Linked DNA regions of Homo sapiens: all the other regions are linked to region 2. Evidence: chromatin loops called from intact Hi-C (ENCODE). Cell type or tissue: endothelial cell of umbilical vein. All regions are shown on one strand.

Region 1 (8,000 bases), 480 kb after region 2:
CGGACACATTCTCCAAGAGTTTTCCAATAAAGCAGATTTCGGCATTGCTGCTTCTTAGTGAGGTCCTGAAAAAACTGCAATGAAAAGGAAGATAACTTCCTTCCAAATATGCATCTCTGTATTATATGGAAATAAACAATAAAACATGTGATATGATATTTTTATTACCTGAATTATGTATTTTGAGGTCCAAAGACTGAAAAAGATGTTCCATTTTTTTTCTTCCAACTTGCTTGGAGGCAAATGTCCTTTAAAATTTGCACATCATGAGAATGGAATGTGCTCAGAGATCAGCTGAAAGTTTTTTTTAAAAAGTGAGGGCTTTGCAGCTGTGGCTGTGTGCTTAGGCTCGGCAGGAGAGGACAGGTCCCCTTCTGGTCATCCTACGAGGAGTTTTGACAAGCTCACCAGGAAATACAGACAATGCTGTCTGTCCTGACAAAGCCCCATGTGGGCTCTAAGCCAAACAAATGCAGGTGTATTATAATAATAATATCTTTTCTAGTACAATATAATCTGTTTCCCACTAAAATCTTTTGAACTAGACAGAAAAGATAATTATCCCCAGGTTATAGACAAGAAAGCCAAACGTTAGTGAGGTTTAGTGGCTTGGAAGTTTCTACAGTAGAAAGAGGTTCAATTGGAAGTAGGACCTAGTATCAGATTCCCTATAGATGTCAAAGGATATAAATGTTTGCAGTCTTATTATTTCCTGGCTTTTTGACCCTCTGCAAGTTTCTCAAGCTCTGAGTTTGACCAGCTTCTTCAATAACATAGAATAAAAGTCTCTCACATGGTTACTCTAAGGGTGAAATAACATATGAAAATAGTTTTATCAACAGCAAAGTAGTATTCAGAGTTCATGTCTCCTTAATCTTTTATTCCTCTCCAAACAGAAACTATAGTTTCCCAGAAGCATACACTTACAACAACACAGATACACAATTCTTTATATACAATTCTGAAATCCCCAAGAATCTAAATCCAAAAGTATTTGTAACTCATTTAGAGGCAAAATCTTCTCTGAACTGACAGGCCTATGTATTACCTTGTTTTTCTTTATTTAGTATGAATATTCATTTGTTTCACAGCAGAAATATCAATGTAATTGCAAGGTCATGAGTTGCTGACTCATACCTGTAGGAGGTATTCTGCAATAATTGCTAACATAACATTTTATCTTTATTGGGATTACCAAACATCCTGTATCCCAATAAATATCTTGTCTTAGGGATTTTGGAGACTTGTAACATGAGGCTTGTGACATAGAATCCGATTGACCCAGCTTCGAGATCATCTGACGATGCGATGCTGCAGTTCTAGGTGAAGATTGTTTGGTTCTCACAGGCTGAGTGGTTCTGGGGTCAGCCATAGGTTGGGTCTACTCCAAAGCAGACTCGGGACAGCCTTGGAGATGCCAAACACTTCCCGTCCTGAGCTTAACCTTGATTCCTGTGGCCCTTAGAATGATTATTCTTACAGCAACACACCCAAGTGCTAGAACCAGTAGCCACGTTAAAAAATGGATGAGCACTGGCCAATTCGATCTGAGTTTGAATCCCTGACCTATCACTTACCAGTTCTGTACCCTTGACAGGTTTATCAAGTTTTTTAAACTTCAGCTTCTCATCCTTAAAGTGGGAATTTTAATAGCGTTTTTGAGGGCTGTGTAAGTTTTAAATGGCACAGCATATGTAAAAGGGCTTTCTGTGGTGACTTATTCCTACTAAATGTTCAGTAAAAGTCAGATTATTTTCCCCTTTCATTTGTTGGCATTTCCGTACTATTTCCATCAACAGAAATCTCTACCATAAGGCTATTTGTGAAGATTTTCTTCAAATAACTGATTTATTGTGGTGGTGGTTGTTAATTAAAATAACTGATGATTGTTATTGTTTTTTTATTTCTGAATCTCAGTCTGGATCTGTGCCATCTTAAAGTCCAGAAAGTTGAATTGGTTTAATTCCAATAGTATTCTGCCAAGATTTTTTTTAAGAAAACAAACTCTGTTAATAATGTATGAGGTTTATAATGCACATGTATCACAGTTTACAGGAAACAGAGAAAAATACCCCTAAGTGGTAAAGTGTGTTTATTGTAGGTCAACTAATCACATTTCTTAAACCTGGAATATATGAAATTTGATGCTTGGCTGTAGTCTGTGAAGAACTGCTGGGCATGGACTGTACCTTGGCTGTGATTCATTCTGATCTTATGAAGGCTGGAGCTCATGACTATAGAGTATGAGGCTGGCATGACTAATTCCCTTATAATTATCAAAAGGTCTTGAGTCAAAAAGTTATCTCCCGAGTTTGATCACAAGTCGTAAATGCACAAGGAGAGATTCCCTCCAGTGTTCAAGTTTCTCTCTGCTGCTGACTTGGGCGGCATGGGAGCCCCTTCTTAGGCCACCAGAGAGCCTCACGGTGAGGTGCTGGATGATACTCTCAGACCCTTCTCCTCAAGTAAAGGAGGACATGCTACACAAGGAAGGATTGCAAGTTTATGGAGGTGGCTTTATAGGTCAGTGGGGAAAGGAAGGACAATTTAATAAACAGTCATAGGACAGATAGACATTATAAAATAAAATAAGCCTCCCTAATTTGGATCTGAGGAAATCAATGCCAGGTGATGTGAAGACTTGAACAGAAAAAAATTTATAAGAAAATACGATATGACTTTAGGAGAGTGATACAATTTAGACGTTTGCTCCTTTTGAGTCTCATGGTGAAATGTAATCCCCAGTGTTGGAGGTAGGGCCTGGTGGGAGATGCCTGGTCATGGGGGCAGATCCCTCATGAATGGGGGTTGGTGCTGTCTTCGCACAAATTAGAGTTCTCTCTCTAATTTCACATGAGATCTGGTTGTTGAAGTGTGTGGCACCTCTCCCCTCACTCTCGCTCCCTCTCACCATGTGACATGCCTGCTCCTGCTTCACTTTCTGCCATAAAAGTTTCCTGAGGCCTCACCAGAAGCTAAGCAGATGCTGTGCCATGCTTCCTGTACAGCCTGCAGAACCATGAGCCAATTATACCTCTCCTTTATAAATTACCCAGGCTTACATAATGCTTTATAGCAATGCAGAAACAGCCTAATACAGATAGGGAAGGAGTCTTTAAAAAGACAAAAATGCACAAATCATGAAAAGAAAATGTGGCCAAATTTTACTAAATGAAAGTTAAAACTTCTGTAGAACAAAAGGTACCAAAAGTTACCATAACACTATTTTTATAAAAGTTGGAAATGTGCAAAATAAGTCTATATATTATTTTTTATATTATGTATATAACATGTATGTATGTGGGATGTGTGTATATATGTATGTATATATAAATATATATATAAACAGCATAAAATACGCTTAAGAAAAACATGCATTAAAATTCAGAAATTACTGGAGTTACCTCCAAAAACACAGTGAAGGAAATGAGAGAAGAGAGTGATACATAGGGGGCTTCAACTGTATCTGTAACATTTTATTTCTTTAAAATTTTCTTTCTTGGCTGGGCACAGTGGCTTATGCCTGTAATCCCAGCACTTTGGGAGGCCGAGGTGTGTGGATCACCTGAGGTTGGGAGTTCGAGACCAGCCTCACCAACATGGAGAAACCTTGTCTCTACTAAAAATACAAAATTAGCTGGGTGTGGTGGTGCATGCCTGTAATCCCAGCTACTTGGGAGGGTGAGGCAGGAGAATCGTTTGAACCCAGGAGGCAGAGGTTGCAGCCAGCCAAGATCGTGCCACCGCACTCCAGCCTGGGCGACAGAACTAGATTCCATCAAAAAAAAAAAAAAAAATCTTTCTTTAAAAAATGACACACATATGGCAGATGTCTTAGTATCAAAAATATGCACAGTGGATACACAGGTGTTTGTTATTTTAGTAATTCTTCTATGCTTGAAAGATTCTATATTTAATGTAAAAAATACTATTCACTTGATAAACAATTCACTATAGGCAAACATTTGGAAGAACTAGCAAGCTTCAGAGTCCCCGGGCCTTTTGCCTTTCCTACAACATGGATCAAAGACTGCTTGCTTCTCTGTCACCTCACTTATTTTTCCTAAGTTTGACTTGAGAGAAAAAGTGAAAAGTTTTCCACCAATGGACTGCAGTTGTCCTCTGCCATCAGAGTAGCACAGTTTTCGCCTCCTTGCAGCTGTCTTGTATGGCTCTATAATATGTGTGTTGTTTCCCTTCCTGCTCCAATCCCCACATCCGGGAAGGGCTACAGTTTCCTCCTCTGGGTTCTGGGATGTGCTGAGGCATAGCAGAGCGGGTGACTGTCATTGAAACTTGGCTGCAGCTGCTGCTGCTTCTGACACTGGAGAATGTGCACTTTAGCATCATGTCCCACTCTCTGATGCTAAACAGCCCTTTTCAGTCTTTTAATAGATTCTTGGGGGAAGAGGAAGTGGAGGCTGAGGTTAGCTTTGTTCGCTTGTGTGCCTGTCTCAGTCAGATTGGCATCTGGCGCAAAGCCTACTGTTTAGTCAGATGGTATTGTTTTATGTTATACACACAGACACAGACACACACACACACACACACACACACACAGCACGAGCTCAAACCATATGTCTCTATGTCTTCAAGTTACGTTGCACTGACCAAAATCATATTTATCACACACTGAGGTATAAATTCAAAATACATGTTCTTTGGCGTCTGTAACCATGACAAGTGAGGTTCTGTTTTTTCAAGATGGCAGTGGGTTGGAGGTAATAGAGAAAACTCCCTCCAACTGATCTCTACTCTCCTTAGTGAAAAGAATGCATAGAATGTGATGAGAGGATCAGTTCAACCAATTATCCCACACAGAGAATTTTCAATCTTTCTAGGGAAGCCTCAGTAGACAATTAATGTTAATCAGAATTCCCAAATCTTTTCCACCCAGACTCCTAAAGATGGCTAGAATTCATCTAGAATTCATGTGAAACCCTGCCTTCTTATTCCATCTGGACATGGTTTTCTTCCAGCTGAAAGCTTCCCAGAGCCCCTTAAGACCTGCCTTCACTTTCTAGAGTGAGTTTAGAAACTTCAGAACTATGAAAACAGAGGTCAGCAAACTATGCCCCCATGGACCAAATCCAACCAGCTTCCTGTTTTTGTAAATAAAGTTTTACTGAAACAAAGCAATGCCCACCTGCCTTTTTTTTTGTTTTGTTTTCCAGCAAATTGTCCATGGCTATTTTCATACTACAATGGCAATGTTGAGTATTGCCAGCAGAGGACATTTTGCCCACAAAGCCCAAAATATTTACTTATGTGGCCCTTTACTAAAAACATGTGCAAGTCCCTGGGAAATAGAATCCTATGTCCTGAATGACTGATTGAATTAAACCAAGAAATAACAGGTCAAAAATATGGTCATATTCAATTCATACCAGGTTCATACCAGGGAGCAGTGAAACTAGCGGCCAAATGTCCCACCTCAATTAATTCTTATTCAAATATTACAAAATCAAAGAAGTTTTCTCCAAAAAGTAGGCCTGCCATTGATTAGAAATTATACCCTGCTGCCCTATTATCACTCTCCTCAACACAAACTATGGAGTAGCACAGGGCTTTAGTTTCTCTGTGACTCATCCTCTTTGCTCAAGCTGACATTGCTCCCCATACTTGTCACCCCACACCTGATAGCCAGGCACCAAGATGACCATAACATTGGCATAGCCAAGAGTGCCTGGGGATGTAATGACACACAGTGAATTAAATGTCCTAGAAAGGAAAACACTAACAAGCTTCCTCATGCTCTGGGTCATATATTCATCACCAGCATGTGACTACTATTGTTCCTTTTGTCTTAGAAGAAAAGTCATGCAGAGGCTGACTAGGCATAAAAGGCAGATTTTATATATATTTACTTAATAGCTCTATGAGTTCCAAAACCGCCTGAATAATTCAATCCACAGGAAAAGGACCATTCCAAAGAACTCCCAACCATGACTTACTAGAGTTAATGATGTTGGTTTCCAGAAAGTTTGTAACTCCTGATATTATATGCATAATAATATATTTGGTGAAGTTAGTTACCCTAAGAAAATCTGCTCTGGGTACTTTTTTTTAGAGCTGTCTGCTTTGTGGTGACTGGACTGAGAGCCAAGAGACTGAAAACCATGTGACTCAGGGCAAATCACTCAACCTCCCGGTTTTGACTGGACTCTAGAAATGAGGAGTTTAGACAAATAACAAGAAAATCACCCTCCTAGCTTACAAAGCACTTTTCTAAATGTTATCGTATGATTTTTAGATGAGTTGTATATCTCCAACATACATAAATGCCACTGAAAATGCTGAAACCAGCTTGGCAATTCTTCAATAGTCTAGAAAAAGCAGGTCAAAGTGTGCAGTAGTTTGAATGTCCCCTCCAAAACTCATGTTGAAATGTAATTGCCATTGTGATGGTATTATGAGGCAGAACCTTTAAGAGGTGATTAGGTCATGAGAGCTTCAACTTTCTGAAAGCATTAGCGCCCTTATCATGAGAGTGGGTTAGTTATCACGGGGGTGGGCTCAGGATAAAAGGATGAACTTGGCTTGATTTCCTCTGTGTTTCGTGTGTTGGCTGTGTGATGCGTTCTGTCATGTTATGACACAGGAAGAAGACCCTCACCAGATGTGACCCTTCAGTCTTGGACTTCCCAGGCTCCAGAACCATGAGACAAATATCTCTGTTTTTTTTTGTTTTGTTTTGTCTTTGTTTTTGTTTTTTTGTAAATTCTCCTCTGTGGTATTCTGTTATAGCAGCACAAACAGACTAAGACAAATTGTGATTCTCATTTTTCCACCATGACCTTCTTTATAACAAAGACATTGCTCAAGAAATAGAGTATTTTAAGGGTTTGAATTTCTTTTTCCAGTGCTCACCTATGCCCACTTCTTACCTAGTCCTCTTCAGATACTTTTTCTAGGTAACTGGCCTCAGTTGTGCCATAGGCCTAAGATTAGAACAAAGCCAAGAAACGCTAACAGGTAACATAAAAAATGCAAGCCTGTGTGCACCAGCATCACTCAACTAAAGCCTGATCTTTAGAACTAGAAAATATCCAGTGAGACATTGTGGCATTCGTGTGTCTTGGGTGTATTCCTCTCCTTCCACTAGTGATGCTCAGTTAAGTTTGTGGGGAGTGTTTTGCCAGACTGAGCTCCTTTCTTTCCCAGGCATCTGTGCTAATCCTGGTGGAGTCCTTGTGCTGAAAACCTCAGACTCTGGTCTTTGTTTTCAGAATTCCTATGCAGAGGAAATTCTCTGTTTCTGACTGTGTGTGCACAAGGGCACAGTTTTGTGGATTACAGTGTGTATTTGCAGGGGCAAGGTTTTGCAGTGTATGTATTTGTACCATGGTAAAGCAGTGGATGGAATGTGGAAGGGTTAGGACACATTTTCTTGAGGTCTTTCCAAGTTGCTAAATGTTTTCTGTAAAGCTCAAGAGTACAATCAGGCTTGGATTTCCTCTTCTGACATTCTCAGCTGGTGGCATTTGTACCTCTGGGAGTGCACTGGAGCGACTGGAACTGAATGGTTGGCATAAAAAACTTCTGGGACAATGGGTAAAGAAAGATGCATGATCTGTCTGCCCAGTAGCTGAGAGTTTGGTGTGAAAAGAAAACAAAATCAACTTCCAACTCAGTTTCTTGCCCAGTTACATTCTGCTAGTCAATCAAGTCATCCAATCACAAATGCTTAGGAATTTTAATGTGATTCTGGTGGTTTGGAAATTAAGTACACAGGCCAAACATCAGAAGGCTTGGTGGGATGCTCAGGCCTAGGTAAAAACAAGAATTAAACTAGAAAAACATTAATTGTTATAGTATCTCTTCCTGATGGGTTAGTTTATCTTATATGCCCTGAAAAAGAAAAAATGTTGCATTTGAGTAAGAAAATAAACTGAAGTGCCCATGTGTCTGACAAACATCTATTTTTAGGACATTTTTGAGGTCTTAAAAAAGAATGTTAGTAGCATGGAAAGATTTTTCAAGAACAACATTTAAGTTGA
Region 2 (8,000 bases):
TTAACATTTTACTATGGCTTGAGATGATCTGAAGTGAACTGCAATGGAAAAAAACAAAATTAAAAATTCACTACTCACATAGAATACAACCTTATATTCTTGCCCCAAAAGATTTCCTACCATCTCTCTTTTAAGCCTCCTCACTCCACCCCATCCCCTGCTTTCAGCTTGCACCATGTTCCAGGAATCAGGTCATCTGCCAAGTCTATAGGAATTACAGAAACAAACCAGTGAGTTGTCTGCAAACATCTTGCCCCAGGTGGTGCCCCAACCCAATGGAATGAGATGGACTGCGGTGATGAATGGACACATGAGTTAACCATGAGAGAAACTGACTTATAACTGCTGAATTCTTCTCCGGGGATATCCTAGGAGGACATGCTTGTCTCAGAGTAATGCTGGGCTCAGGAAAATGGACATCTTCCAGGGTCCATTTCTGAAATACATGCAGTTGAGAGAAAAAAAAATGTTTCTCATGGCAAACCTTTTCTCAAAAGCACTGTCTACATCATCCTCTGTTTCTGCTCAGTTTTTCCTGTTCGCACGGTTCTCAGAGACAAGCACACAGCCATTCACTTATTTATTTCATTCAGTAATTATTTACTAAGTACTTCTTGTATACTGGGTGCAGTGCTAGTTGTTAAGGACACAGGATTCAAATAACATCTTTGGTTCCTCCCTAAGGACCTCAGTTAGCAGAGGTTAGGTGATACACAACTAGAAGCAACGCTTAAATATAAAAATTGCAAACTGTGCTCAGTGCTATAAAGAAAAGCGACATGACTTTCTGAGAGTCATTGAAAACTGTCTTTTAGGTTAGGGGCAAGAAAACACTTTATGGAGAGGTGATGTTTACACTGAGAAAGAAGAATGAGAAAGAACTAGCCAAGTGAAGACAATATGTAAGTATGGGCACGAGTGTGGGATGGAAGTGGGGTGGGAGGAGAGAAAAAGAAGATGAAAAACATTCATATCAAAGAAACACTGTGTGCAAAAGGCCTTAAGGGCATTTTACAGGAGCTCAAAGAAGCAGCAGCAACAACAACCAAAACCAGCCAACAACAAACTCAGACACCTGGAAGCAGTGATGCAGAGAGCGGAGGAGATGAGATTGGAGGGCAGCCAGGGACCATTTCTTAAAGGCGTTCATTGTAAGCCCTAATAATGCATTCCATTGCCCTCTTATTTTAAGTGTAAAGGTGAGATTAAGGATGAAGGGGATGAAATGATCAGTGTTGTAGTTTTTAAAAGATGACTCTGTAGAGATAATGAATTGGTGAAAGTAGAAGCGGGGAGATCATTACTGGAGTCGTCCAGGTGAAAGATAATCATGGTGAAAGCAGAAAAAATGAAGAAAAATGAAAAGGCTCGGGATAAATTATGGAAGAATAGCAAGAGTGAAAAACAAGAAATCAATGACTCCCAGAGGGTCACAAGAGAACCTTCTGGCATCTTGGAAATGATCCAGGTGGTTACACGGTGTATTCATAAGTAGAAGTTGGTTGAACTGTACACATCAGATGCATGTGCTTTATGCTCTTTTTGCTCTGTGGGCTATACAATACTGGAACAAAAATGTTTAAATAAACTTTCTGGCTTGGCAACTGTGTGGGTATCAGTGCCTTTTTCTCAGCTGGGAAAGCCTAGGGGAGGAGGTGAGGGCAAGGAATCAAGAGACCCATTTTGGTGTGTGGGCACTGAGGTCCCTGAGTGTCACCCAAGTAGACATGCCACATGGGCAGCTGTGTTTATGCATCTGGGACTGAGAGGAGAGACCTGGGGATAAATATCATGGACCCTTCTCATTTTCAGAATTTACTGCTCCATTCTGAGGGAAATCAGATAGGAAATAATAAACACACCTTCTGAGGAAACAAATTGTGGGAAGTTAAACAGGCTCATAAAATCTTAAGAAGTTTTTACACAGACTGTCTTTCGTTTCTATTGAAATTCCAAAGGCCTGATGGTAACCAGAAGCACTATTAGGCTTTCACTCTATGGAATATTTCTGAAGTTCTGGCAGCAGAGAAGATATCCATAAAAATGATTTCCTAAAAATCATGATTGCCCTAGATTTTATTATTGTTCAAAATCTTTCACAGAACTGCAATACAACTGCTTATGTTGGTGATTTTGAAGTGATTAGATAAAATATGGGCATCTATGCCTTCCAAACTTTTGGAAAAAGTAACCAGAAGGAAAGACTCAAATCAAGCATTTTAATACCTAAAGGGTATGGTAAGTTACAATGTTGACTTTGTTAATTTAGTATATACTAGTCAGCAATCAGTGACAACATATCTGCACCCGTATGTCCCAAAGTCACACTCTTTTCCTGGACTTGGAATTATAACAAGAGGAATTGCAATTATCCAGGTAATTAAAACAAAATTACTATGTGTTTTATTCTTGTAAATACATTAGATAACCATTTTCTCTGAAATCGACTAAATCATTTAGTGTCTTCATTATATATTGCTCTGCCTCCTTGATCCTTTTTTATTTTGAGATGAATGAATCTCAGATGATACAATGAAAACAAAAATAAAAGTAGATATATACGCTTGTGTTCTACCCATTCTCATACACACACACATGCACGCACACACAGAACCTTTGCTATTGACATGCAAATGCAACTGTTGTGGGGCGATGTTTACTATAAAGAATAGTTAAGAAATATAAACCCCACTAGGAATCTGCTCCATGAAGAAATATGTTTAGAAACAGATCTGCCACCCACTGAATAGAATACATGTCCAATCTGAAGGTTCATTATAATTATTTCAGAATGAGTTGACAGCAAACTGCATTGAAAGTCAAACACAACATTTAATCTGCCTCCAAGTTAATCATGGCGGGAGTCACACAGTGATTTCTGTGGGGCTGGGAGGATAATTTTCTGGACTATCACCATCCAGTTTACACCAAGTCACTGGAGATACAAAAACATTTTTGAGTCCCCTACATCCCAATAAATTATACAAATTGTCTGTCAAAAGCAAGTTTGATTTAGTAGGCACTAGTGCTAAGCAAGACACCCAGGGGAGCAAACCAGAAACCACTGATAGAAAATACAGAAAGCCTGGAGGGCACAAATGCAATGGGAAAAGATGCAACCGCCATATGGCACAATATAGCTCATGTGACAGTCATTTCTTTATGTGTACTTATGTTGTAAGCACGCCTTAAAAATTCAGTCCAGACTCTTTTAGGGAAGGCGGCAAAAATAATGTAGATATTCAGCGCTTAGAATAGAAGGAGGCATGGACCAGGGTTTGCAATGGCAAAGTGATAATTGAGTTACAGATTACAGAGGTAATCAACATCTACATTCTACATTCTAAATAGCTGTTAATGTTCTAAGCATTAGAACTAAACTAAAAGCAGCAAAAAAAAAAAAAAAAAAAAATCCAGATTCAGTTTATTTGTGGGAGAAAGATGAACAAGTTAATATCAGTGGCTAAACAAAAAGCTAGTACCATGTAGGAATTGCTGAGCAATTTGGCTGGAGTCAGAGACTGCTGTGGAATGAAACCAGGCTCAACCTCTTCCTAATTTCCTAGCTGTGGGAAAACCATGGCAAGTCTCTGTGCCTTCATTTCCTGGTATGTAAAATAGGAATAATAATGGACCTTTCTCATAAGGTTATCTTGAGGATTAAATGAGTTAATTCTTGTTAAACCACTGACAATGCTTGTTAAATAAGTAAGCTCTTAATAAATGTTAGCTACTGTGATTTGCAGATGATGAAACAGCTCAATAAGACGTTTTCCTCTAATCATTATTCTCATGCACTTATTTCATGTTTCACAAGAAGGCAAGAAGTAATTTATGAAAGTTTGTTCACATCCTTACTTGCCTCATTTTCTACTAAAAAGCAAAGGTGACCATATCCTCAGACAATCTTATTCCTTCTTTTTGTTCAATGAACTTGGAGGAACTCTGGCAGTGGCAGTGTCTTTGCTGTCTCAATCAGAAGCTAACGTTCTAGAGATATGCAAATATTTAGTACAAGAGTGTTTTTACAAATTATGTACTAGGCTGCATGTGGGAGTACAATGCACAATAAAACTAGGTCCCCGCCCTCAGGCTGTTACAATAAATTTCCTGGCAGATATTTGGATCCCAGGCAGAGTAGGTGGGTAAGAAGTAGGCAGGTGCCAGGCTGTGCTGCCTGACATGCAATGCATGCTCAGTAAACACTCTCTCTTCTCAGTCTTATTTTCACAATGTTTAAAAACTCTCTAGAATGTCTTTCAATTTTTCAGCCCTTCACAGTTGGATTATGGAAAAAGTAAATCAAGATTTTCCAGTGTGTATTCTCATGCTTAAGCTCTATCACTTACTGTTTTCATGAATTAAAAACAAAATTCTATTTTTCATTGTATTAAAGACTTCCGTTGGTGGTTCACCACACAGAGAGGAAATGAGATGCATCTATGGCCCATTATGTCATTTTATGGCTATTTTTTGCTCGTATAAGAATATTCCCCATAGGATGATTGCTTATCTAACTGTAACTGACTCATGTCATGATGCTTCCTGCCCTAGCTTTAAAAGTTTAAATGATGTCAGATTTTATGATTGAAGACTTTTACCAATAATGAATCTAGTTTGTAATAGAAACTGACAATTTTTAGTCCTGCAAAACTTACCTCTACATGGCACAAAAAATACAGAAACATAAGTAGAAATCAAATTGTAAAATGCGTCCCTGCTGTCTCAATCTGGAACTAACATTTCATATTGTCAGAATATCAAAAAGCTTCCGTTCACAATCATTTGTCTATTTCAGGATATCATAAATGTTTGCTATTACATAGATCAGCATCAAAACCACACTTTAGAAATTTCTTAACAATGAACATTGCAAAGCATAATTCTAACAAGAACTGAATGAATATTGATTGTTACAATAAAATATTTTATTTAAACATTGTATGCACTTGGTGCTTTAAATTGTAAAAGTTATAATTGTTAGATTAAATTAATATTTTGTTATAAAAATTCCCAAAATATGATACATTTATTTTTGAAATGGAGTTTGATCACATGAAGTAAGACTATCATCCTTGATTTTCTATTATTTTATGTCTAATGTCATAGTCCATTTATATTTTTGACCTCATATAATTCATTCATTCATTAATTCAGTAGATATAGTTATTATCTGCTCTATATAAGGCACTGCAGTGGGATCCGAATTGTAGAAGAGAACAAAGCTGACAAAATTCTCTGCCCACCTGAAGCTGCCATCCTAATTTCTCAAACAGCTCTAAATCCCACAAGAAACACAAACATTACTCTGTTATCAGGGATGGTAAAGAGTAGTCAGGATAAAAACATTAACAAACATTTTATGCATTGTCATGGCAATATCATAGAAACAAAAAATGATTCATAATAGAAACATTCTTCATCTATTGAACACATAGTATGTATAGGTCATGAGCTAAGCATTTTATGGGCATTACCCTGTTAACCTCAAAATCTGATGAGTTGTACCATAACTATTTCCATTTTACATATAAGGAAAGCATGTTTCATTCAAGATGACACAGCTTTTAAATGATAGGTCTTCATTTCAATATAGGTCTGGGGTCCAAGTCTGTGTTCTTAAACATTATGTTCAATAAATTCTGGGTTATGCGAGAGGCAGTTGTAATATAATAAATTTCTAGAAAATTAAGCCCATCTAGATTTAGGGCTGATGAGATATTGAAAAAACAATAAGTGTTCAGCAACTCTATTAGAAAGTCTGGCCATAAGGCTGTAGAATTAGCATTTGCACAAGGAACTAAGAGTGGTGCTTCACAATCTTACCGATACATGTGATCGTAATACTTAACACGTGGAAAAGTTGAGTGGCCCAAAAGGTAAGCATTGTTCAAGAGGACCAAAAGAGGATGCAACATTCCTAAGCTCTGTTTCACTTTTGATTTTCACCATTCTATTGCATTAATTCATGACGTTTTGAGTCATTCAGAGGTCATCTGATTAGAGAGTTGCTTTCTTATAACTTTTCCAGACAACTCGCATTATGTATTTGTAGCTGATTCCCTGTGGAAAGAAGTATGAAAATAACCTCATTCTTTTCAAGTCTGAGAAAAGATGCCAAATGAAGGAGGTCAGTAACACACACGACATGGGACAGCTGGGAAACAGGGGACAGGTGCTTTGTGAGTCAGTAGTAGCTGGATTCCGCTCAAGGGTTGCATTCTTCAAGATGTCTAAATATTTGCATCAAGATGAGTGTATTTAATTTGGAAACCATATAAATTAATACAGATCACACATACAAATTAATGCAAATTCAGTGCTCATTTTGAACACTTTTAACAAACCTCTTAATAAAGTCAACTAAAATTCTGGATAATTTAAAAAACAAAACAAAAAAACCTTATGAAGCAGCATGAAAGCAAGAAAACTATGGGTATCAAAAACAAAGAGAAGTCAGGGATCCTGGGAGTTGTTCAAACACCAAAGTTGTCTTTTCTCCTAAGAGCAGAAACTGGGAGATTGGAGACTTTCATTGTAATGGCTGCAGAGAGCACAGAGATCAAGAGATAAGACTTAGGGTTGAGATTGTTACTCTCTACTCCCAGACTATTACTACAGACACAGAGAGTTCCCAGTATTCTGGTCTTGCCGTTCCCTTCCCCAAATAAGTTCAAGCTATAGCCGGATAGCAAAGAGGAGAGTGTGGAGAACAGTGTATGTGGGTCTGGGATTTGTCTTTTCCTTCCTCTCATCTAGATGGATAAAGAACTACCTAGATTTGTAATCTCACCTTCCCCTCCCTTGGGGTCACACAAAAGCCCATCAAGCTTTCTGACAAATGCACTGCTGAAAGCACATTCATAACCCTGTCCAGAAGTGAGCACAAGAATGCACATTCATGCACAATGGATTTGCTCTTGTCTTCCCAAAATCCCAGAGACAAGCCTGGGTGCTTGTCATTTGCTGATTGGAACAAAGGCAGCTACATGAAGGGTGCGCTGATTGTTGTTTATTTGCATGCTGGGCAGTGTTTCCATCATGGTCTATATTTCCTTGGACAACGCCCTCAAATTCCTAGTGAAGTTAGTTTTAGGACTTCTGTAATTTGCTCTAGCCCTCACTTTAGGTCTTTGGACTCTCTCTCCTTCCTTTGCAGATGGAAAGGCAGAGAGGACCAGAGACTGCCAGTAACACTATCTCAGGCCACTTACTTACTCTGGGCTAACACTGCTAGGTCCCAAACACATGTGGCAGGTACTATCATCCCCATTTTGTGAATGTTAAAACTGAGGTTCAGAGAGGTCTAGGAACCCACCAAAGTCACACAGCTAATAGGTAACTCAGGATTCAAATGTTGCTCTGTCTGACCCTACTGCCAGCTCCTTAGAGCTCCCTCACACAGCCTCTGCCTTTGTGGTGGCCGCATTATCAGCTGCTCAGTTCAGGAACTGGCAGTGAGGCTTCTAGAAGCTATGAAGAGTAGCTGTTCCCAGTGTCAATATCCCAGCAACCTGCCTCATGATTCAATTATGGCAAGAGTCTCAATCAAGCTAGGACTTTTAATTGGGCAGACTCAAAGCATTTAGAACACTTTAAAAAAATAAGATTCTTAAAATTCTCAAGTTTTATTGTTTCTGTTTTATTATTCCTTTAGCACTAGATGTCTTATAAAATTAGCTCAGTTATAATGATCACAAGAAAAATACTTTTAATTTCGTTGAATAAGGACCATGTATAGTAGGGTGAGTAATCTCTAAGTCTTCATGCTCTCCCAGAATACAAGATTACTCATGATTCATAGGGACTGTAACACAGGGTCCTTGGGATCTTATGAATAAATCAGTTTCTTTTTCTGAGTGTGTTAATATTCAACTCTTATTGAGAAGGTCAGTTCTCTCTCTGCAGCCATTAGCTTCTTAAGGCCATGGAGCACATTTCTGGAAGCCTACTTACTTTTACCCATCACCTTTTTTCAAAAAACCTGAAACTGGCTCGAA
Region 3 (8,000 bases), 340 kb before region 2:
CATTGGTTATTCTAGTTAGCCATTCGTTTAATCTTTTTTTCAAGGTTTTTAACTTCTTTGCAATGGGTTCAAACTTCCTCCTTTAGCTCGGAGAAGTTTGATCGTCTGCAGACTTCTTGTCTCAACTCATCAAAGTCATTCTCTGTCCAGCTTTGTTCCATTGCTGGTGAGGAGCTGTGTTCCTTTGGAGGAGAAGAGGTGCTCTGATTTTAAGAATTTTCAGTTTTTCTGTTTTTTCCCCATCTTTGTGGTTTTATCTACCTTTGGTCTTTGATGATGGTGACGTACAGATGGAGTTTTGGTGTGGATGTCCTTTCTGTTTGTTAGTTTTCCTTTTAACAGTCAGGACCCTCAGCTGCAGGTCTGTTGGATTTTGCTGGAGGTCCACTCCAGACCCTGTTTGCCTGGGTATCAGCAGCGGAGGCTGCAGAACAGAGAATATTGCTGAACAGCAAATGTTGCTGTCTGATCATTCCTCTGGAGGTTTCATCTCAGAGCGGTACCCGGCCGTGTGAGGCATCAGTCTGCCCCTGCTTGGGGGTGCCTCCCAGTTAGGCTACTCAGAGGTCAGGGACCCACTTGAGGAGGCAGTCTGTCTGTTCTCAAATCTCAAACTCCATGCTGGGAGAACCACTACTCTCTTCAAAGCTGTCAGACAGGGACATTTAAGTCTGCAGAGGTTTCTGCTGCCTTCTGTTCAGCTATGCCCTGCCCCCTGAGGTGGAGTCTACAGAGGCAGGCAGGCCTCCTTGAGCTGTGGTGGGCTCCACCCAGTTCAAACTTCCCGGCTGCTTTGTTTACCTACTCAAGCCTCAGCAATGGCAGGTGCCTCTCCCCCAGCCTTGCTGCCACCTTGCAGTTTGATGTCAGACTGCTGTGCTAGCAATGAGCAAGGCTCCGTGGGCGTGGGACCCTCCAAGCCATGTGCGGGATATAATCTCCTGGTGTGCCGTTTGTTAAGACCTTTGGAAAAGCACATTATTAGGGTGGGAGTTACCTGATTTTCCAGGTGCTGTCTGTCACAGCTTTGCTTGGCTATGAAAGGGAATTCCCTGACCCCTTGTGCTTCCCGGGTGACGCCATGCCTCACCCTGCTTTGGCTCATGCTCGATGCGCTGCACCCACTGTCTTGCACCCACTGTCTGACAAGCCCCAGTGAGATGAACCTGGTACCTCAGTTGGAAATGCAGAAATCACCCATCTTCTGCATCACTCACGCTGGGAGCTGTAGCCTGTAGCTGTTCCTATTCAGCCATCTTGGAACTGCCCCTGCTTTCTGCTTTTTGAGAGTAACTCCAAAGTTTGGGCTTACTCATTAAACTCTGTTTTGAAATAATTTTTAAATCTTTAGAAAATGTATTTTCTGTCTTTTCAGGGTATTTGAGAATATGAGTTGTTATATGTACTATCTTTATAAAATATTTATCTTCTTTAATATTCACAGTAACTCTGGATGGTAGATAATATTATCTAGGCTTTCTATAAAACAGAGGATATAGCTCATCCTAAGAGAGAAGAAAGTGACAGATCCAAGATCACACAGCTCATAGACAGCAGAGCATATCTGAAATCCCAGCTGTACTTGATTCTATAGCCCATGATCTTTTCTTGAGCAACAGTCAGGATGGTCTAGTGCCCATTTAGAAGAATGTTTAGTTGAGGTGGGGATCATGCTCTAACGTTTAAGAGACTGTGAAGACATGTTCAGAAATCCTTTCTGACATTACCTGACATAACAAATGTTCACTTATGGCAGATGCATAATTGACTATAAAATGAGTGAGTGCCATTTTGCTACTTGCATGAGTTATGGCAGATCTCCTTAGCAGAACTTGACAGATGTAAGTGAAATCTCAGCTTCCTTTTCTACCCAATTAAAATTCCATGAGCTTTAAAATTTCATAAATAACCCATACTATATTTTTTACATGAATAGGTAGTAAAATTAAAATGGAATTAGAATAGTCTGAAACCCTTGCAAAATAGTAAAAGCTACCCCCAAATATCATTTATAACTTTAAAAATCTCTTGCCAAAAAGTATAGCTGCATGACTCACATTAATAGGTAGTTTTGTATTTCTTATACTTAAAGCTTTCGTGTTATTTATTTATTTATTTATTTATTTTTGAGACAGAGTCTTGCTCTGTCGCCCAGGCTGGAGTGCAATGGCATGATCTCTGCTCACTGGAATCTCTACCTCCCAGGCTCAAGCAATTCTCATGCCTCAGCCTTCCGAGTAGCTGGGATTACAGGCATGCACCACCACATGCATGGCTATTTTTTTTTTTTTTGTATTTTTAGTGGAGACAGGGTTTTGCCATGTTGGCCAGGCTGGTCTCGAACTCCTGGCCTCAAGTGATACACGTGCCTTGGCCTTCCAAAATACTGGGATTACAGATGTGAGCCACTGCACCCAGCCTATCTTCTTTATTGAAAGAAAACTGTACTGTCATTTTAAAATCATTAGACAATTGATTTTTTTTTTTTTTACTCAGAATCTTGTAGAAAAATGGGATCGTAGATAGGATAGGCAAGATAGTCAAGAAAGTTACAACCTTTTATATCTACACATGTCTCAAAGGGCCTAAAGGTTCTCATTAGCCTTTAAATTTACCAGGCAGTCACAAAATTTGTTTGATATAGATTGAACACTGGTTCTTAATAAACGCCATAAAAGAATCTTATGGTTTAGTGTACTCTTTTGACGTCTCTCTCAGAACCTGGGGATTCCTTTGAAGGCTGCTGTTGTTGCTTCTGCTAATACCTCACATGAAATCCTTTGGACAACTGGAGCCATCTAATTCAAAGGAGGCTGAGGGCTATGCCAGAGTTGTTTCTTGACTGGTAAATACCTACTGCCTTGCCTCCAGGAGGGAGATAGCAGCCTGGTACAATTACAGAAACAGGCTGAGGCTAGGTGCACCAGAAATCAATTTCCTGCTTAGCTTCTCTTTTACATCTTACTTCTTTAACTCCCACTGGTCCCCCCAAGAGCATTTTCTTAAAAACAAACAAACAAAAACCAGCCTAAGAATCCTAGCCTCAGGACCTGCTATTAGGGAAGTAGACCTGAGACATGTCACAATTCAATCAACAGGAATTATCTCCCTTGCTTGTGTTTCAAGAGTGTGCTTGTATTGAATTTTGGAATACATTGATGAGTATATATTAATTTAGCTTGCTGGGTGTGTTACTTAACTCTATAGTTCTCTTTTCTTTGCCATCTTCTTCCAGTGGTGGAGGAATACTAGAGTTATCTATTGTAAACATTATAATAAATTTTATTGAACAGTTGATTATTGAAATAAATGACTTATATTATTGATATTTGAGAAAAGTTACTAAAAGTATGATGCATTGGAAGGTCACAATTAATGGTAATCACCTTTTCCCTTCTTGTATGCTTTGGAAATAATTTTATAATCAAGTTTATGTCTTTTTGCTCCAGATTTTATTGTCTCCCACCCATCTCTCCTCTCGGCAGCATCTCACTGTGTTTTATGATTGTCGGTTGTACCAGACTGCAAATACAACAGATATGAAACGGAAACCTATGTTTTTCCCATCTGATATGGACACTGTTAATTCATAAGAAAGCTGTTTTGCCATTATTAGAAAAAAAAAAAAAAAGAAAGCAAACAGCTGGTTTGATGGAAAAGCTGCCCTAATCCCTAGAGAATGGGAAGTTCAGACGTGATATAAACTGACAGAGGGTGAAAAAATAATCTTCAGGCTGATAATTTAGTGCAGCTATCATGGGCAGGACTGGATGGCATTTGCCACAGCAGAGAAAACAGGGTATCCTGTGGTTGTACAGCATACTTAGAAAAGGTGACACTGGGAGATAATAATCAGCTTACCAATGTTTACAGTAATGAAAGAGTGATAAGGAATGGAGAACTGAGATTTTGGAATAAGTTCACATGTAAAGGAGGTTTGCCTGCTTAGAATCTTCCTACAATTATTGTTCTGTCTCAGTTGATATTTTCCTAAACACCAGTAGAGGCCTCCAGACACTTCATTAAGTAAACAAACATACCAAGATGCTAACACCATCCACACACGGGGGAGAGCTGACATCCATCGTGTCCACTGACTCTGTAGAGCGCAAATGAAATCTTTGATGATGATTTCAGTGAGAATCAGCTATAATTAAGGGAGGTGCTAACCTTTGTGGTAAAACCTGCCCAAATATCCGTTAAAAAAATACTTGGTCCAGAATGGAAATAAGTCATGGTAAATATGATTGTTATCTTAGATCACATTTAACCCAATATCATAATATGAGAATTTTTGTTAGGCTTTCTAAAAAGCCTATTTTAGATCACATTTAACCCCATATCATAATATGAGCATTTTTGTGAACAATTTATTGTATTGTTAATAACAAGTTCTCTCAAGCTAACTAATGTGTTCAGCATTGGAATCAAAAGACCAGAAGTGGAGAAGAATCAAAATGAGGTAATGCCAAGACCCCCAGCCTGAGTTATTTAGCAAGTACAACTTTTCTTCAACACATTTTGAACTGAGTATAATCCTAGCAAAAAAGTTTGCTAAATAGTGACTAGCCATGACAACTTTATAGAAAATATAACTAATGTAACTCATAAACAGCCTACTCGTAGTAGTCTAAGGCACCTATTTTATTTGTGTATAAATGCATTTATACGTGTGTTTGCAAATAAGCACCTAGCTCTACATGATGACTGTTGATAAACTAACTACATGTTTTAATGAATAACCACAATGAGAATCATCCAAGTGCTACAACATCCCAGGGTGTCCGCAAATACAGGACAGAGGCTGCCTCCAAGGTAAATCTCCCTCAGATTCTGGGTGTCATTGATAAAATTCTCAAAGCATCAGCCCCTTCATAACTGCTTTAAGAAACTCCAGCAGCTTCTTTATATATTTCCCACTTCTCTGGCTATACCTTTCGCTGACAGTATAAATACATTCATTTTGCTGTCACATTAATTGATTTTAGCTAATTAGGAGCATTTTTTGGCCCTAATTTGATAAGGAAGTGTGAATGCATTTTTTCCCCCACAGCAGGCTTGTTATTTGCTGGAGTATTAGGAGAGTGTTAATTAGGCACAGTTCTTCTGTCACCTTGATGATTTTTAAGCAGCATTTACCCTATAGACTAAACTGATCAGAGAGGAAGCTGGGTTTCAGCCATCGGTGATAAATGTTGAATTAGGTTAGTTACCTGTGGAATAGAAATCTGAAAGAGGGGACTATGTGTATGACAAAGAAATACCATATTTTTTCTTTCTATTCACAAATGTTCCTCATGGCTGACCTCCGCACCCCCACCTGCATTTCAGACCCTCTCAAGAGGCTGCAGGAATCCTCCTCTGTCTTCAGTCATTGAACATTCCCTCAACCCTCCAGCATCCAGTTGGGTGTTCATCCTGACCCTTCTTAATTTTAAAGCAAAAGGCACAGGTTTTGAAAATTCACTGGCCCTAAAGTGTTTGCAGAAGGTCTTTTGAACAGTTTGGACCCTGGGATTTCTTTGTTCAATCACTTCTGCTGCAGGCAAAGCTGGGCCGACTGTCTGCTGTCTGCTTGCAGCAGGGAAGCAAAGGGAAACAAACAACAGAGCAGTTTGAAATTCCTGCTAGGAGCTTGTTTGGAGATGGAGCCTCTACAGTGTCTTTTGTTTATTTGTGGAGCTTTTTGTAGGGAAGAGCTGGGATATGCATAAAAAGGAGCTTGAAACAAGTAACCATTTAGGAAAGGAGGAAAAGATGTTTGACAACAGTATTTTTAATTTTAAGGTGGGGAGAAATGCTCATTTATCTAATGTGAGTCTTCTCTAAAGATACAGTTGCTCTCTGAGGCACGTGCTTTGTTTTTTTCTTACAGCTTTACACTAATCATTTAAACATTTGTCTCCCATCCTGCTTGTGACCAATCTATAAATAATAGAAGTAAATAAAATAACTGAATGTCTTCCAGTTTTTTCATTCTACCATTTGGATTCCGCAAATCAAACCTTGAACGTTAGTCCCACTACCAAAAGACCGATTTGATTGTTACAGTGTTCATTGGAAATATCTGCTGGTGCCTGCTGTTTATAACTATCTTTGAATCATAGAAAATAATAGGATGTAGGGAGGAGCCCTTTAGCAGAATACATGGTTTTCAGAAAGAAGTGATAAAGTGGAAAGAATATGATATTTGGAGATTCTACCCGTCACTTGCTTCTAAACTTCATTACCTGGTCTTAATGAGTCTTAGTTGTTTCCTTTGTAAAATGTAGATAATAATGCCTATCTTCTAGCATAGTTATCTATATTTTTTTGTCATGCAAATTTGTTACATGGGCATATTGCATGATATGGAGTTTTGGGGTACAAATGATCCCATCACCCAGGTACTGAGCTTAGTAACCAATAGTGAGTTTTTCAACCCTTTCCCCCATGTCTCTTTCACCCCTAATAGTCCCCAGTTTCTATTGTTGTCATCTTTATGTCCATTAGTACCCAGTGTTTAGCTCCCTATTAGTAGTGAGAGTATGTGATATTTGGTTTTCTGTTCCTGCATGAATTCGCTTAGGATAAAGGCCTCCAGCTGCATCCATGTTGCTGCTAAGGACATTATTTTATTCTTTTTTATGGCTGTGTAATATTCCACAGTGTATATGTAGCACATTTTCTTCATCTAATCCACCATTGATGGGCACTTAGGTTGATTCTATGTCTTTGTGAATAGTGCTGTGATGAACATACGAGTGCGTGTGCACTTTTTGGTAAAGTGATACGTTTTCTTTTGGATACATACCCAGTAATGAATTGCTGTGCTGAATGATAGTTCTGTTTCAGTTTCTTTGAGAAATTTCCAAACTGCTTTTCACAGTGGCTAAACTAATTTACATTCCCAACAACATATAAGCATTCCCTTTTCTCTGTTGCCTCACCAGCATCTGTAATTTTTTGACTTTTTAATCCTAACCCATTCTGATTGGTTTGAGATGGTATCTTGTTGTGGTTTTGATTTGCATTTCTCTGATGATTAGTGATGTTGAGCATTTTTTCATGTTGTTAGCTTCTTTTATGTCTTTTGAGAAGCATCTGGTCACGTCTTTTGCCCAATTTTTTAAGGGGGTTGTTTCTTGCTTGTCCAATTGCTTACATTCCTTATAGATTCTAGATATTAGGCCTTCATCAGATGTGTAGTTTGCAAATATTTTCTTCCATTCTGTAGGTTGTCTGTTCACTCTGTTGATAGGTGTTTTTTTTTTTTTTTTTTTTTTTTTGAGATAGAGTCTCACTCTGTCACCCAGGCTGGAGTGCAGTGGTGAGATCTCCACTTACTGCAAGCTCTGCCTCCTGGGTTCAGGCCATTCTCCTGCCTCAGCCTCCCTAGTAGCTGGGACTACAGGCACCCGCCACAATGCCCGGCTAATTTTTTTGTATTTTTAGTAGAGACAAGGTTTCACCATTTAGCCAGGGTGTTCTCGATCTCCTGACCTGGTGATCCACCTGACTTGGCCTCCCAAAGTGCTGGGATTACAGGCATGAGCCACTGCGCCTGGCCAATAGTCCCCCCCACCAGCCTCCTCCTGCAGAAGTGCTTTAGTTTAATTGGATTCTACTTGTCAATTATTGTTTTTGTTGCAATTGTTTTTGAGGACTTCCAACGCCAGTGTCCAAAATGGTGTTTCCTAGGTTTTCTCCTAAGATTCTTATAGTTTGAGGACTTACGTTTAAATCTTTAATCCATCTTGAGTTAATTTTTTTTATATGGTGAAAATAGGTGTCCAGTTTCATTCTGCATATGGCTACCCAGGTATCCCAGCACTATTTATTGAATAGGGAGTCTTTTTCCCATTCTTATTCTTGGTGACTGTCAAAGATCAGATGACTGTAGGTGTGCAGCTTTATTTCTGGATTCTCCTGGCACTTCTTAATTTTAAAACAAAAGTCACAACCATTTAACACTGGTTGTCAAGGAGTAGGTAATCAATAAACATTTGCATGTGTAGCAT

What was found. Hi-C counts contacts between places; a loop is a spot of excess contacts. Peaks named below come from ENCODE experiments on the same cell type or tissue, not always from the same donor. Only the 100,000 strongest peaks of a DNase experiment are listed, where the experiment ranks them.
Region 1: it touches region 2 in a loop (3-fold over the local background); 2 of 110 quality-filtered maps call a loop at or near these places.
Region 3: it touches region 2 in a loop (10-fold over the local background); 2 of 110 quality-filtered maps call a loop at or near these places.

The regions. Positions count from the first base shown.
Region 1 is chr2:150,619,821-150,627,820 of GRCh38, forward strand. No RefSeq gene overlaps it. Among named protein-coding and RNA genes, the nearest start is that of LINC02612, 5.1 kb to the right of the region's middle. RefSeq lists an enhancer at 432-1,631. In endothelial cell of umbilical vein, no CTCF peak of the experiment used is centred here; DNase peaks (open chromatin) are centred at 321, 781, 2,131 and 4,451; H3K27ac peaks cover 3,784 bases.
Region 2 is chr2:150,137,307-150,145,306 of GRCh38, forward strand. No RefSeq gene overlaps it. Among named protein-coding and RNA genes, the nearest start is that of LINC01818, 28 kb to the right of the region's middle. In endothelial cell of umbilical vein, no CTCF peak of the experiment used is centred here; DNase peaks (open chromatin) are centred at 4,435, 5,445 and 6,025; H3K27ac peaks cover 4,919 bases.
Region 3 is chr2:149,795,484-149,803,483 of GRCh38, forward strand. The region is part of intron 2 of MMADHC-DT (MMADHC divergent transcript); the gene reads left to right. All of the region lies in intron 3 of LINC01931 (long intergenic non-protein coding RNA 1931), which reads right to left. Among named protein-coding and RNA genes, the nearest start is that of LINC01931, 60 kb to the right of the region's middle. In endothelial cell of umbilical vein, a CTCF peak has its summit at 4,029; a DNase peak (open chromatin) is centred at 4,028.